Regions from separate parts of the Mus musculus genome. Here region 1 is linked to region 2. A link is a loop called in an ENCODE intact Hi-C map of the cell type or tissue named here. Cell type or tissue: gastrocnemius. All regions are shown on one strand. Each heading gives the region's core, and the rest is flanking DNA. Links, peaks and the distances in the headings are about the cores only.

Region 1 (7,757 bases), core at 1,743-6,742, 76 kb after region 2:
TTGTATATTTTTAGGAAAATGAAAACAGATGAACTCTTACCTTAGCTAGGAAAAAAATAGACTCAAAGCATGTAAGTTATATAGCATCTTTTAGATCCTTGGCTAATGCTCTCATTTTACAATTGTGCAAATAAAGCCCTAGCCAGCCAGTGACAGCCATGGAACTGATGCACAGGAGCACAAGGCTGAAGGGCCCTAGAGGTTGTATTCCAGAGAATGGTAATGTGGAAACACAAATAACAATGAGCATTAGCAAAATCAGGGACCATAAAAGTTCTCAGATGTGGAGATCAAATGCTGTTGGTGAGAAGGGACTTGTCCCCTCTTGACTGAGGCCAGCTTTACCCACTCATAAACTGTATTGAACTTGGAAGAATATATAGCAGACTGTCTGCCTTTGTGGGGCAACTTCTTCATCCTAGCCATTCTTCAAGGTCAAGGTCTATCTACCAATCTCTTGGGAACATGTGCTCACTTGTTAAGCCTGGCGTCCCTGAGGAGCATAGGACATAGAAGCCTTCTGCTCTAGCACCTTCTCTCTTCTTATGGTGGAAGACGTTGCAAAGAAATTAATTCTTTAATGTAGTAACAAGTACTGGTTTACAAGCAAAGTAAGAAAGTCAACAGCGACCAATGAGGAAGACACCGCAAGATGGGGCAGGGAATTGTATGAAGAACTATAAGCAAAAGGGAGACACAACCTGGTGCATGTGTTGAATGCTTCTTCTGGTGGCATGTGTTGAATGCTTCTTCTGGTGGTTTAGCATAACAATCTTAATCCCTCTGCTTAGCAACACCATCCATCTTTTCTTACTGTGGCCCAAGAGATCTTCACAAATTTCAGTGGAGTGTTGTACAAACTAAGGGCAAGCAAGACCACTCCAAGGTATGGTTGATGGGGTTGTCGTTTATTGTAGACCTGAGGGAGAGAAAATCCAGAGGCATCGAGAAGAGTCCAGATCAGGGAAAGTAGCTGATTGAACATGGCTGGTAGACTAGATTGGGTGATGAGAGGAAAGAGGGAGGGGAATGAAGAGAGAGGGCAGGCAAAGGAGGCCAAGAGAGAGAGGACAAAAGGAGGCCAAGAGAGAGAGGACAAAATATATAGAGGAGAGAGAGAGAGAGAGAGAGAGAGAGAGAGAGAGAGAGAGAGAGAGAGAGGTTAAAATGTCAAGGTTATATGAAATAAGAAGCTGGGGAAGGAGGGTCATGGGCTAGAGATGTTTAGGGTAGGGAATGAGGTGAGAAGCCCTAAGAAGAACCATTGGTTGTTGTGATACTGACGAAACAGATGACATTGGCCCCTCTGCAAACTTTCAAAGCTCCTTGTTGATGCCTGGCTAAAACCCAAATACTCAGGACAGATGTGAAGGGCTCCACACTAGCCTCCCAAATCGGCTTCCCAGTCAACAGGACCAGTTCTCCACCTGAGTCTCAGCCTTCCTCAGAATGCCCATCTCCTGCCCACTGCTCTCATGGAATACTGCACTTATCTAAGGCTGGGCATTCGGATGGGATATTTACCTCTGTGGTCGTTACTCCTTGCTTTTCTTTCTCTTCCTTTCTCCGGGGCTTTTTGTTTTTCTTGTGTGTTACTTTTTAAAGTTTTTTTCCTCAACCATCTTAAGGCAGATCAGATTAGTTATAACCTTCTGTATGGTCCTAACATGCTTGGTTCATACATGTCATAATGTACACATCATATTGAATCAGACGTATTTGTGTGTCTATGTATGTATAATAAACTGTTGGGAGCAGGCATCATACCTTATTCATGCTTTTATAGCTAGAACTAGCATGAGCTGTATGCCTAAGCATGAACTGTGTGCCTAGTATTAGTGGGTATTTAATGAACACTCAAGTAGGTAGATCATTAGATGGAAAATGGACAGATAGATAGATTACTATTGCATGAATGGAAGATAGCTGATCCTCCATTTTAAAAGTAAGCTAGCTATGATCTGATACCTGATCTTTGAAGAGAAGAAAGGGAGGAAATGGTTTTTAAGCTTATTTCCAGACCTGATGGCTTTGAGTCTAAGAGTCAATGAATCACAAAGGATTATTGACATTGGAATCAGAGATTTTACTTAGCCTGGTTGCTTGAGATAACTCAGAGAGCTTCCAGGTTCACGAATAGAGATCAAAAAGTGTGCAGTCTCCTGACATGAAAGACAGCTATACTAGGATTAAAAAAAAAAAATCTTGGGCACAGTCAGAGTGCCCGCCCATCCTAGTTGGCAACGTTCATAATACATCAACATACTTGCCAAGGGAAGAAACCTCCAGCAAAACAGGTTCTGAGTTGGCTCAGGAACAACATGACTATACATTCCTGTAAATTTCCAGGACCATGAGAAGTCTCAGTGTGATATATATGCACTACTACCATACATGGGTCCAGTGGCCATCTTTGATCTTTCTTGGTCCCTGTGGGTGTAGAGTTTAGGAGAGACTTGTACAGACTTAGGTCAGATATCAAGACAGAAATAATCCTTAACTCTACTTTCAGTTGAGGAGAAAAGTTGAAGGCAAGCCATTCCCTCTCTGCCTAGCTAGAGAAGAAGTTCATTTGAGGTTCATGTCAAGCCAGAGGCCGATCTAGATGCAGCCATGTGCTCAACCCTATCTTAAGTGATATGGAGAACATAAGGAACAATACAATGCCTCCTGTCTTCAGGGAGTCTACACACGGGAGACAATCAGTGACATGCCAATATGCTGTCAGTAAGTAATATGCAGTGCAGAGAGAAAGCCATGTGGATGAGGCACTGAAGGCTAAAGGAAGGACAGACCACTTTATAAGGGAGGAAGTCTGGTCAACAGACAGATCCACCATGTCAGTCAGGAAAACTGCTCAAACACAGGGTTCAAGCACAGGGCACTGGAGATCAAAGTGTGGGTAAGAGAAGAAAAGAGGTTGGTTTTTTTGTCCGTCCGTCCCCCAAGATGTTGAAAGATGTGAGAAAGAAGGAGTGACCACCTCTAGGGACCTGACCTGCTTTATATATATATATATATATATATATATATATATATATATATATATATATATATATATATATATATATATATATATATAGTGAAACCCTGTTGCTATCCCCAAATGCCAACATCCACAGTTTAGAATGCACTGCAGGAATTGGAGACTACTGGAGAGCTTGTGGACTTGCATCTCATTCTTACCTAGAGGACCACTAGCAGAAGACGTTTGGCAGTAGCTCCACCCTCACGGAGGACTGGACACGGAACCGCAATGACTTCCTCTACGGAGCCTCTGTGATGAAGTCTCTTTGTAGAAAATAGGAAAATGTTCACACACAGACCCACATTCAGATTTCTCTGAGAAGTCACCTGGAACAGTAAAGGTACAATCTAGAAGCCAGGACACCCGATGTACTGCTCCAGCAGGGCAGCAGGGTCTGACAGACCCTGGAATCTTACAGAGTCTTGCCTTCAGTCTAGACTGTGATCCCAGCCACTGGTGTCTCCTGCAAGCAGCAGGTTTCCAGGCCCAGGATCAAAGGCAGGAGGAATAAGTATTGGAGACCAGAGACCCTTCATTCTGAAACTCAGAAAGAGAAACCAGGTCCAGATCACCAGAGAGTTCCAGCCTGGAACACATTATGTATTCCAAACTTCCCTTTCACTCTTGAAAATCCTCCTGCCTCAGCCTATTAAGAGCTGCAATTACAGGTATGAGTCACTGTGGCCTGATTCCTCGTTACTCTTGAGAAGAAGAGTATTAGTAATGCAAAAACCAACAATACACCCAGCAATATATAGAATGTCTGATGCTGCAATTTTGTTTGTCAACAAACTAAAAGATAACACACGCCTCCAGGGCCAGCAATGTCAACGGTCTGGTTGGGGTGTCCTATAGTTACCTCCCAGGTTTCCACGCTTTCTACATTTCCACTCTGGGTCCTAGAAAATGAGGAGCTAAGAAGGTAATTATGCTATCGGGTGCTGACAGACCCCGAAGCGCCTTGTGAATCACCAAAGAAAGCTTAAGTCACACTATCATTTTAGCGTTCAGCAAAGTGTGTTGTAATTATGTCTTTGGAAACCAAGAATCTCAAATGATATGGATGGTAACCAGATGAACCAGAATTTTCCATTTGCCTAGAATACTCCATTGCCTGGCTACTTTATAGAAACAGGAACTTGCTTTAACATGAGAGTAACAATAAGCTACAGTGACTAGATACTAGTAGTCTCTGGCTTGCCAAGTGTCCAGTGTGTGTCAGCAGCAGAGATTGCTGACCACGGCAGCCTGGCATTATGGGGACCCAGTCAGGCTCCATTTCAGAAATCATGGGCGGTGTTTCCATGGAGCTCTGCCCGAAAAGAGGTGATCTAAATCTTACATGAGAGATGTACATCAACAGGGAGCCGTGCCTAGAACACTGTGACCTACAAAATCCTATTAAGGAGCTCAGAATACACAATCAGTTTCAGAGACATCAAGTGACCTTGTGCAAGGCACTACATACACTGCTTTGCCTATTTCACTGTCCCCCTCCCCACAAAAGCTCTATAAACACCTTGGCCAGCAGCTCCCTAGCCTGGGAACAGAGAGCAAGCTGATTTTCACTGTTTTGTTTTGTTTTGTTTTTTTTAATTGTTGTTGCTGTTTTTAAGCCTGCTCCTTCTAGCAACCACTGTGTTGCTTGTGTTGCTTGTGTGTGTCGTTCTAGAAAGGTACACACAAATTCACGGCGGTGGGGGGGGGGATGTCACCTACTGCTCAGATTGGAGCATCCCCCTCCATGTGTCTCCTTTTAAAGATTCTATCACTTAACTTTGATAGCCCTTCACCAAGAATGCATGTTTCTTGGCATGCTTATGACTAGGAAGGAGTTGGCTGACCCTGATTCATAACTGCTCTTTCTTTAGTGGATAAAGGCAGCTGCATAATGCGATCCGTCCCCCATTTCTTTTGTTTGAGCTGCCAAGGATCTCAAACACATGCTACGTGCCTCATTAAAATTATTCTTATTGTGGATTTTCTTCTTCTAACTCTTCTCATCTTCCGGGACAAGGTCTTAATCTTCTCACTCTGCTTTTCTGATCAGGATACCCATTTTGGAAGTAAGGAGCATGTAGGTAAAAAAAAAAAAAAAAAAAAAGTGCAGACTGATCTGTCTTAGGAAAGAAAGGTGGGAAGATCAGTCCTCATTCTGGGGTGGTGGCTATACCTTCATTTGCAACACAGGTTAACCATTAATATTCAAAAGACTAATGATGAATCTTTGCATGGCGCTTTCCATCCATAAAACAAATACTTCCCCATGCATGATCTCATTTTGTAAGTAGCAATTGCACTGTACTGATGGGGTCAGGGAAGGTCAGAGAGATTAAGTGTCTAGCCAAAGGTCAAAAAGGACCTTGGACCTTCTACTGCTGAGCTGGGTTCTGTTGGTTCTTTCTCTCTGCACTCTGTCTCCCATTGACTTCTCTTTTAAGCCAGCACCTTCACCCTCCTCCTGGGCAAGATATTTTTGAACATGAAAACTAGAACCAAACAGATATGCTGTTTTAGTGGGCCTTTCCCGTCTTGAGACGGTCTGTAAAATGCCTGGAAACCACTTATGGCTGAGTGCAGGAGACCCGAGCTCCCTGCCACCTGCCCAGGGTTTCATGCTATAGTCTCTGATAAGCTTCTTCCTTCTCAATAAACTCTAAATAAGTGCAAATTACTTCTCCCTGTCCCTAACCCCTAACTATCATACAGAAGCTTGTTGGGACAGTCAAAGGGGAAAATGGCTGTTAATTGTTGAGGCTTTTTGGTGGGAAGGCACATGATAAGATCTCAGGGCCAGGCACTTCCACCAAGTGGCTCAGTTCTCTGGTTTCCTTTAACATGACAGTACAGTGCTGGGAGGCACTGCATTTGTGATTCTGTTTCCTTCCATCTCAGGTCACTTACCCACTGCCAAGTGCACCGTCAATGCTCTGGGGATGGCCCAGAAGAGCCACTGCCTCTAGAACCATGTGGAAGGACCTTGAAAGGCATGTGTACCAATGATGTTGTGTCTGATCCAGATTAGGCCAGACCCCATTCTGGTTTCCCATTAGGCCCCAGATCCTGCCCACAGTCTGGGGGGGGGGGGGCTGGAGAGGCTAATCTCAAAGGGCCAGATATGAGTCAGTTTCCACACTCAACACCAGGCGTGTGGCTTCCTGAAGCACAGACAAGGAAGTGCTGAATTTCAAAGAGCAAGGTTTTTTTTTTTTTTTTTTCTTTGCATACCATATCCGGAACTGAAACCACCGATTCATTTCACTTTAGATCTCATACTAACATTCAGATCGTCAATTATAGTCCAGAGATAAGATGCCGAGGCTTCATCAGCCCTGTCCTTGTCTCCCCTCACGCCCCCGTTTCTTTTGCTGTGTTATTGCAGGATTCTTCCCTTTCAACTTTTTCGCTTTCAGTGTAAACAGCACAGACTGTGGAAGGTGTGTTGGATATATATATATAATAATGAGTCAAATATCTAAATATCTCTTGAGAGCATGGCTAAGCTCAGAACTTCCCTCTTCCCTCAGTGGTCACCTCAGCTCTTTGTGAGTGTGGCTGTAGGTTCGGTTATCCCATGCCATACGATAAGTGGCTCGGTGAGAGTGACTGACACCTTGTTAGCTCGTGACAGCGGTTAAAAGATGAACGCTGCGGACAGATTCATGCAAAGTACCCTCAGGAGGAGAGAGGCCACTGAAAACAGACACATCCTCTGAGCTCTGCCTGCAGCATCAACCTGTTAGCAGGAAGAAGGATTCCTGCACTTACATAGCAAGTACAAACAACTTTCACATCCTTTCTCTCTCCTGATGCTTACCAGAACTTCTGAGATCAGTCATACAAGCCTTACCCTCCACACTTTAGAGATGACAGGACCCAGAGCTACTGAGAGTGGAAAGATGGGCCTGCGCAGTAACAGTGAGAAATCTACACCTCAGTGATATGGTTCCCAAGTCCAGTCTTCCGGTAACTTCCATCAAACCTTATGTATAATTCTTTAGTGCACTGTAGCCCACAATCTAAAGCTCTAGACATCTGTTGACCTTTTAAGTCTTAAGATCATGCAGGTCAAGGTTAATGGCTAATGGATAATTACATTTACACAACCCCTCTAGGCCTCAGTTTTCATTACTCTAAAGATGAAGAAATGCTATTAAATTTAGTGCTGCTTGCATTTCCAGCACTCTGTGCATGAGTAACTGCTGAATTCAAAGTATTTGCTCTGCAGCCTGAGTGCCCAGGATGGCAGTACTGTTAGGCAAAAACAGCCACCTGACTTCCATGGTAAAATAAGTAAGAGGAAAGCACCATTATCAATAAGACTTCATAGGTCTACGAGAGAGGGGACTACAGATATATATTAGTCCTCCAACTTGGTCCTAGACCATGAAAGATAAGCATCCTGTAGTGTTATTACGATGGGCAGTAGAGACATCCTTGATGATCCCATTGGTCTCTCAAGGGAGCAGGACAAATTCTGACAAAGGTTTTATGACCACCCCAGCCCTACAAATCCCCAACCCTACCCTCTGCTGGTGTTTCACATGCTAGGCCATGCAGTGTGGTCCTTCAAGCCCAGTCCCACCTGAAGCTGAGTGATACTGACTATACACTGACTATACATGTGATAGACTAGGTCCTAACACAGCAGCCAAGGGAACTGTGGTTTTATAAAAGTTCCCACAGTCCATTTGAAAGCAAAGACTTACACATATTATCTGAACTTAGG
Region 2 (7,757 bases), core at 1,274-6,273:
TGCTGCAAGTTACATGTGTGTTTGACTACTATAAACAAGAACATAGACTTCAGCAATCCTATACCCATATTAGTTTTATTTTTTTTCTGATTTTTCTATTTTTACTTTGTCTGTATTCAACTAGTGAGTCTACTAGCCTACTGACCAGACAATAATTCTATTTGAGATAGTGGTAATTTTTGAGACATGATCTCTCTCTGCAGATCAGAAGGGCATGGAACTCACTATATAGCTCAGGCTGGCCTCAGTCTCATAGGACTCCTGCCTTGGCTTTCCATAATACTCAAACTACAGACATGAACCATACTGCCTAGCTAAAGCCCTAGCACTAGAGTATAGTTTTCCATTTTTAGTTAACATATCTGCTCTTCGAGATGAGACAATAAGGCCCATTGTTGGTCCTTTCTATCTCACTCTGTGGGTTGGTCGTTAGAAATCATCACTGAGAAATGAAGTTCAAAGCAGCCGATAGTGCTAGGTCAGCAATGAACATAAAACACCGAGAACCTTGCTAAGTACAGACCATGCCATAACATACATCCCCACACGTACCTTCTGCATGTCTTCTTCTGTCCCATCCAGCTGTGTGGTCAGGGGAGTTTGAGAACACATACTACATGCACTTTCTGGACTCCCAAATGTAGGCAGATTCTTCCAGAGAGCATCCAAATGTGAGACATAGACTTTTAAATCACAGACAGTTGGAAGTGGATCAAGGGCACTGAGCTGGGACACAGTAGGCCTATCCCTATCTTCCTCTCCCCCTGACTTCTGGGGAAGTGGTATTTCTTGTTTTGTTTTGTTTTGTTTTGTTTTGTTTTGTTTTGTTTTGTTTTGTTTTGTTTTGTTATCTTGCGTACCTAGAGTTTCCACTTATGTACAGGTTGCTGAATGAACCCAGAATCAGGGCAGTGAGCCTAAGCCATCTAATCCTCTGATTTGCTTTTGCTTTGGCTGAGGGTCATAGATTGAATTGTGTCCCCTTAAAATTACTATGTTGATGCCCAAACAACTTGTAACTTTGAATGTGTTCTTTATTGGCGAGAAGGTCTGTTCAGAGTACCTAAGCTAAGGAGTTTAATTCAGAGTTGGCTCTAATCCAGAGTGTCTGGTAACCTTATTAAAGAGAACATCTGCACACAGACAAGGACATGTGCACAGGGAGAATGGCATGCACATATGCAGATGTCACCTGTAAGTCAAGGAGATGGCCTGGAACAGCTCTTTCCTCCTCAGTCCACATACGGAACCAACTATGCCCACACCCACACTTTGGGCATCTGGAGTCAAGCCTGGAAGACAATATGTTCTGTTGTTTAGATGGCCCAGCCTGCTCTGTGTTGTGGCATCTCCAGCAAAGAAACACAGTGACTTTTTACCTTGCCCCTCATCTGTCCTAATTTACTCCCACTCAGCTGCTCCATGTAATATGCCTGTTATCTGGCTTTTTAGGCACCGAGACTGTAATCTCTACAAGAGACACCCAAGCAGCATTTGGGGCCATTCCTTGTAATTACTTCCTAAGAGCCTCTAAAATTTTAGAAGCAAAGGTTGTATTCCATGAGAATCTCAACTCCAAAGCCTTGTGGGGCAGACTATCACATACCCTGGGTCTGTGTGGTTTGTTGATATATATTAAGTTCTTGATGCACACAGTGAGAAACTTTCATTCAGAGTGCCTGTAGTCTGTCCCCGTTGCAGATCATAATTTCCTAGAATGAGTTCGCTGGAAGTGGGGATGGGCAGGGAGGCATGGACTGACCTGCAGAAGGGGTAGAAATAAGCTTGACACACCACCGTTCCTGGAACCCATCATTCTACAGGGAAGACATTCTCCCCTGGTGGCCTTATGTTCAACTAGCTGAGTTTAACATCAGGACCCAGGGGCCTTTTGATTTACCCAGTGAGCTGTAATAAGCTGCAAGGCCTCAGGTACCATCGTGTATAGAACAAAACATTTGAACAAATTAGAAGCCTGCAGCGCTGGAAGCCTGGCCTTCATGGGACTAGAAAAGGCACACAAAGTACTGGGACTGGGAAGAAGTCTCTCTCTAAACATGTGATTACACAGCTCCTTTCAGCCGAGGTGCTTTGGGTTCCTCCATGATTCTAGAATTCTAGAATCCTCAGTCTCGAACCTAAATCAGAAGTCCAGGGGTCAGGGAAGGAGACCAGGTGGGTGGCCGAACCCAGAGAACAATCCAGTGGAGGAACACAGGTTCTCTTCAGCTATGTCCTGGATCGTGTCACTCCTTTGCTCCCGCCTCCCCTGATGCCCCATTTCTCCTGTAGTGACATCCCAAGTCTCTGAAAACACTCACAATCCACAGACTTGCTTCTATGTTGCCTCTTTGGGCTTCATGCCCACTCCTTTCCCAGGCCCCTCTACCCCAGCACGATCAGACACTGCTATAGTGACACAGCTTCCTTCTCTCTAGAATGCATTTTGAGGCTTTCTTCTGGGCAGGCACTTCTATGGTTATATGATTGGTAAGCCCCTGCTCTCCACAAAAAGCTGGAATCTCACCTCCGCTGTAGCTCTACATCAGCCTGTGCATTGGTCCCTGGCCACCCCAAACCAGGGCTTTCTGCTGCCGGGACTTTAGCCCTCTTAGCACAGTAGATCTTTGCCCTGCTTAGGATATAGAATAACATTGGTCTCCCTGCTAGGAGGCAGGTCCTTCAGAGGCCTGTAGACCTCTGAAGTGTGCCTGCTCAGCCAAAGCTCCCTGAATAGAAGAGAAAGCAATGAAAGAGAATGTAAGAATTACCATTTTTGAAGTATTTTAAGCTTCATAGAGCAGTAGCAAAGACAATACAGGTTTCAAATAAATTCCTTGCAAATGCTCAATTGTATCACCATATTTCCCCGGAGATTAGCCATATCAACATTAACGTTACTAGTTTCAACTCCAATGGCATCTGCAGAACCCCTTGGGTTGCAAATGCCCTCTCCTCCCCAGCCCTCTCTTCCCCACTCTCTGCTCTCTCCTCTTTTCTTTTCTCAACTCTCCTCTCCACACATCAACTCACTCATACCACCTATAGTGCAAGGCTAGGGAGGAGAAAAGAGAGTATATCCACGAACAGATTAAAGAGGCTCTTCAAGGCTTCATGGTTTGAAAGAGAAGGATCAAATCGTAAGTGAGCCGGGGTTTCCTAACTCATGGCTTGTCCCTGTTTCTTTGGGCAATGCTGCCATTTTTCCAATCAGGTTCCATTGCCTCTGCTCTGGCTGCATGGGCTAGCATGGTTTTTTCCTTTCCTTTCCTTTCCTTTCCTTTCCTTTCCTTTCCTTTCCTTTCCTTTCCTTTCCTTCCCTTGCCTTCCCTTCCCTTCCCTTCCCTTCCCTTCCTTCCTTCCTTCCCTTCCCTTCCCTTCCCTTCCCTTCCCTTCCCTTCCCTTCCCTTCCCTTTCTTTCTTTTTTTGTATTTCTGACAAGGTGAAGATGGCAGCTGCCTCTTCAGCTTGTATGCTGGGCTGGCCCTGAGCAGCTGTAACTCACACTACCAAGTGCTGAGACACCAACATTCCTGCCCCTACACGGCATATCCTCCCCTCACTCAATCATTCTGCACCCGAAGTGCCAGAGGGAGGAGGTGCTGCCAGCCGTGGCTTACCACAGGGTCCTCAGGCGCCCTGCAGCCTGGTGACTGGGATGCCATCTGGCACCCGCCACAGCTGCAGGGCCTCCAGCCTGGCCTAGAAATCCAGAGTGGGCTCTTGGCATTGGCGCAAGAAAGCCCTCTAGCCTCTGGTCAGTATGTCCATCCTTTCCTAGATGGAACAAGCCACTGATTGTCTCCAGGCCTCAGCCTCCTCAGCTGTCAGGACAGGAGAAGAAGTGAATTTGGGAGTACTTGATCTTTCATTTTTCTCAGCCCTGGATCCCCTTATATTCAGGAAGGAGTCTTAGGTCCTGTTCCCAAGTAGAAACAGTACTCAGTATGGAGAAATGGAGACTCATGAGCAGTGAAAAAGTAGCGTCAGAGGGAGAGATCTGATATGGATGCTATGGTGAGGATCAGATGACTTCAGCATAGGTCAAGCATGCAGTCAGTGGTCAAATATTTGCAACAGCAGTAGTGAGAATGACATCTATCCCGAGTCTCATCTGCTCCCGTCATCCATCCGAAGCCAGGCCCTTGCTTTCCGCTGCCATGTGTTCTCTGTGCCAAGGGTGCACACACGCCTCTGTCCCAGCTTCCTAAAACATAGCTGTGCTATGCATTCCTTTCCTGTTCAGAATCCTTCACTGATGCCCAAGCACCCCAGGAGTTAGGTGTCAATGCTTCACACTGTGCATCAAGAGTCACAACACATGGGTCCCCCCTCCTAACCTTCCCAGCCTTCTTGGTTCCCCACACCTGCCCAGTGCTTTGGTAAACCTGCCTTTCGTGACCAACAACAGGTGCTAGTTGTTGATGTCTGGCAAAGAGCAATAAGATCGTATGTTAGATGTGGCTCTGGAGTCAGAAAAAAATTAATGTTGGATGGCTGTGTGGCCCTCAGCAATCTCTGAGCCTTGGTGTCCCCACTTCTAAAGAAGGATTTGTAAATGGTACCTCAGGACTGTGAGGACAGAAGCCAGATGGAGAGCGTCTGATCTCCAGTGAGTACCACTACTCAGTACCCCTTGTTACTCGGTGCTCCCATACTCTGGCTGGGTCCTGCCTAATACTGACCCCTTCCTGACGGACTGAGATATGCTTCCCTAGTACGCCTTCTGCACACACCCTGCTTTTCCCTTTGTAGAAGTCAGGTCTGGTTCTTCTTCTCAGTCTCGTGCTGTCAGAAAGAAGACTCAGGCTCAACATATATTTACAAATGCCTTGGCCATACAGCTAGGCTCTTCTCTGACTCGATCATAACTTAGATTAAACCCATTTATCCTAATCTACATTCTGCCATGTGACTGGTTACCTGTGCTCAGGTACCACACATCGATCTCCTCACATTTTCCCTGGTGAATTTCCTGTGCCTGGCACTATCCCAAAATCCTTTCTGCTTTTTGGATGTCCCACCTCCAACTTTCTGACTCCGCTATAGGGCATCAGTTATACTATTGACAGGTGTCACATCCATACAGACACAAGATATTTTCTCTACACCCCTCATAGTCTAGTGACTTGATTCTTCTTTTCTTTTTCCTTTTTCTTTTTCTTTTTCCTCTTTTTTCTTTTTTCTTTTCTTTCCTTTCTTTTCCTTCCCTTTCCTTCCCTTTTCTTTCCATCCCTTCCCTTTTCTTTTCTTTCCCTTTTCTGTCAGAGTGAAGCCCCTGAATGTAAGAAGAAATCTTTCACCAACCAGCCAGCACTTCAAAGGTGTCAACCAGAGTACGTTGGACAATGAGCTAAAACAATGAAATTAGAGTGAAAGTATGGATCAGGGAGATCTATAGACGCACACTGAAATCCTAAGGGTAGGCTACCTCTTCCATGGTCAGTACAGGATGGCTGAGTGCCAGCTCTAAGTCATGCATGTCACCCTGTAGGAGTGGATAAAGCCATTAGCGAGCCTGGGTGGGGATAGCTTTCTTTGCTCGGGTTGTGTTGCAGTACAGGAGGGTTGAACCCAATGAGCAAGTAGGGGTGAGGGAGGAGAGGCAATGAGAAAGTGTGATTTTTATTTGTTTACCTCTCACCTGTCGGGGCACCTTGGGCCATGGATGAAATGAATTAGGCTTTAAAAAAACCAAACCAAACCAAAAAAATGAACCAGTCACTCTTCAACATGGTCCGCAGAGCAGCAGCAATGGAATTCCATACCAGAGCAACAGAAATATAGAAGTGGATTGACAGTCGGAATCAGCAACTTCAGAGGGGGCCCAAGCAATCACCTATTCTATCTGGTCCTCATGTTCTGAGGCACGGTCAAGTTTGAGAACCACAGGGCTATCTATACACAGGGACTTTTAAAGTCCTTTCCTTTTGTTTGTAGTTGCAATGGTCTATATTTCTTCTATTGATGTCTTAGTCCTTTTGCTGATGAAGGAGCAGATACTCACCCTCACTCATTCCATTTATATGTTCTACCCAGCAAAGTCCTTGTCCTCTAAGACCTCAAGAACATCCACAGTTTAGGACCCTGGGGTGTCCCTGGACATGTGCTCTAGTGGTGGATCCTTTGAGAAGACATCCTATGTTGGCATTCTGATCCAGGGCCTAGCAGGCCCAAGGCAGGGTTTATGTCAGAGGCCTCAGGGAGGGTGAGGCTGAGGTCCAAAGAGGCCTGGTGAGGAGGGAGGCTGAGGTTCAGGGGTGTGACAGTGTAATCCCCTTACCCAGTGTCCCATCCTGGGGATGTGAAGAAAAGCTGTCCTGTGTTCTAAGAGGCTGGTTGCAGCCTCAATTCATTTTCACATTGGCTGCCTTTGGGGCCAATATGCCTCCACCCTGAATTTTCTATCCCTTTCAATGGGGCTCAGCAAATCATATGAAAAAGTCAAGAGGCTGTTTAAGAAGCACTCATCTGGACCCACAGACACACACACACACACACACTCTCTCTCTCTCTCTCTCTCTCTCTCTCTCTGCCCCTCCTCCAATGCCATGATGATTCACTTCACATCTCTTCTCCTGTCATTTTATGGAGTCATGATGATGGTGAGGATGAGCTTTAGGGGATAGAGTGGGTGTGGGGAACTCCGTGGTTAGAGGACCTCGCAGTGGGGACACCCTGTTGCAGAAGCAGAACTCAAATGGTTTGGGTAATTATCTGTATGATAGATGAAATCCAAAGAGCACAGAACCAAAGAAAGACAAACACCCATTCCCTGATGCCCACCCCACCCCACCCCCAGCAGCCAGGCACCCACTCTTTTACCCCAAAGCAGAGATCATACCAAGAGCAGAAAGAGGCAGGGTGGAGAAGCAGAAGGGCAGTTCTGGGCCCTGGAGCTTGTGACAGTGGCTACCTTCCTAACCATCCCAGCAGATGTCCCTCTAGCAGACAGGCAGAAGGAAGTCTCTGTGGTCTGGGGCCCCACCCTGGATAGTTCTGTAATGGTGCCATTCTCAGAAGAGGAAGTGCAATGCCATGGGTAGGCACCGAGGTCTTTCTCCCAAGGGACACTCTACTTCTTGGTCCAGGTGATATTGAATGATATCCGTGGCTATTCCATCTCTTTGTGTCTTGCTCTCTGAAAGTAGAGAATGTTAGCCATGCCAGCACAAGCCCCTTGCCTAGGCACGTGAGAAAGCACAGTGGATAGGGCTGTTTATATTGGCACTTCTCCTTTATCTAACGTTGCCAGCTATAGGAGTTTCACGTGCAGTATCTCATCGGTGCCCTCTGTCAAGCCTGGCCATACATTCTTAGCCTTGTAAGGAAAACAAGATGGAGAGAGGTTGGTTTCCAGTGTCACACAGCAAGTCTAGAGTGGCTTAGGGGTTTTGAGTAGAGACTTGTCATTTCAGCACAACATTCTGCTCTCTCACCCATGAAAATTCAAGGCCTTTTCAAGAAAATGCTATCCCCTGGTTGTGCCATCATTGCCTCATGCCTCTGACTCTCCAGATGCTTGCAATTCTCACAAACAATATTCTGTTTCCCTCGTTTCTGGAATCCAGCCTCTCGACACGCGGGCAGATTTGGCTGTGACCTCTACTCTATTTTCTTCAGAGTCCAGACAGAATTCCTTAAGAGTCCACAAGGACTTATTGCATTTACTAGTTCTCAATGAGGTCAAAGGGAAACATTGGTCCTGTGGGTTCTCCGGAGCATGACTCTGACCTCTATAGCAGCTTGGGCCTTGA

Evidence for each region. Peaks named below come from ENCODE experiments on the same cell type or tissue, not always from the same donor. Only the 100,000 strongest peaks of a DNase experiment are listed, where the experiment ranks them.
Region 1: a loop joins it to region 2, with 5 times the contacts of the local background. A loop is called at or near these places in 2 of 42 quality-filtered maps.

The regions. Positions count from the first base shown.
Region 1 is chr16:24,145,345-24,153,101 of GRCm38, forward strand. No RefSeq gene overlaps it. Among named protein-coding and RNA genes, the nearest start is that of Gm32126, 10 kb to the right of the region's middle. In gastrocnemius, for the core only: no CTCF peak of the experiment used is centred there; a DNase peak (open chromatin) is centred at 4,312; H3K27ac peaks cover 4,509 bases.
Region 2 is chr16:24,069,681-24,077,437 of GRCm38, forward strand. It overlaps Gm46545 (predicted gene, 46545), which reads right to left. Exons shown (of 2, transcript NR_155457.1): 2 at 6,795-7,757. Among named protein-coding and RNA genes, the nearest start is that of Gm46545, 9.1 kb to the right of the region's middle. In gastrocnemius, for the core only: no CTCF peak of the experiment used is centred there; DNase peaks (open chromatin) are centred at 3,645 and 5,504; H3K27ac peaks cover 4,536 bases.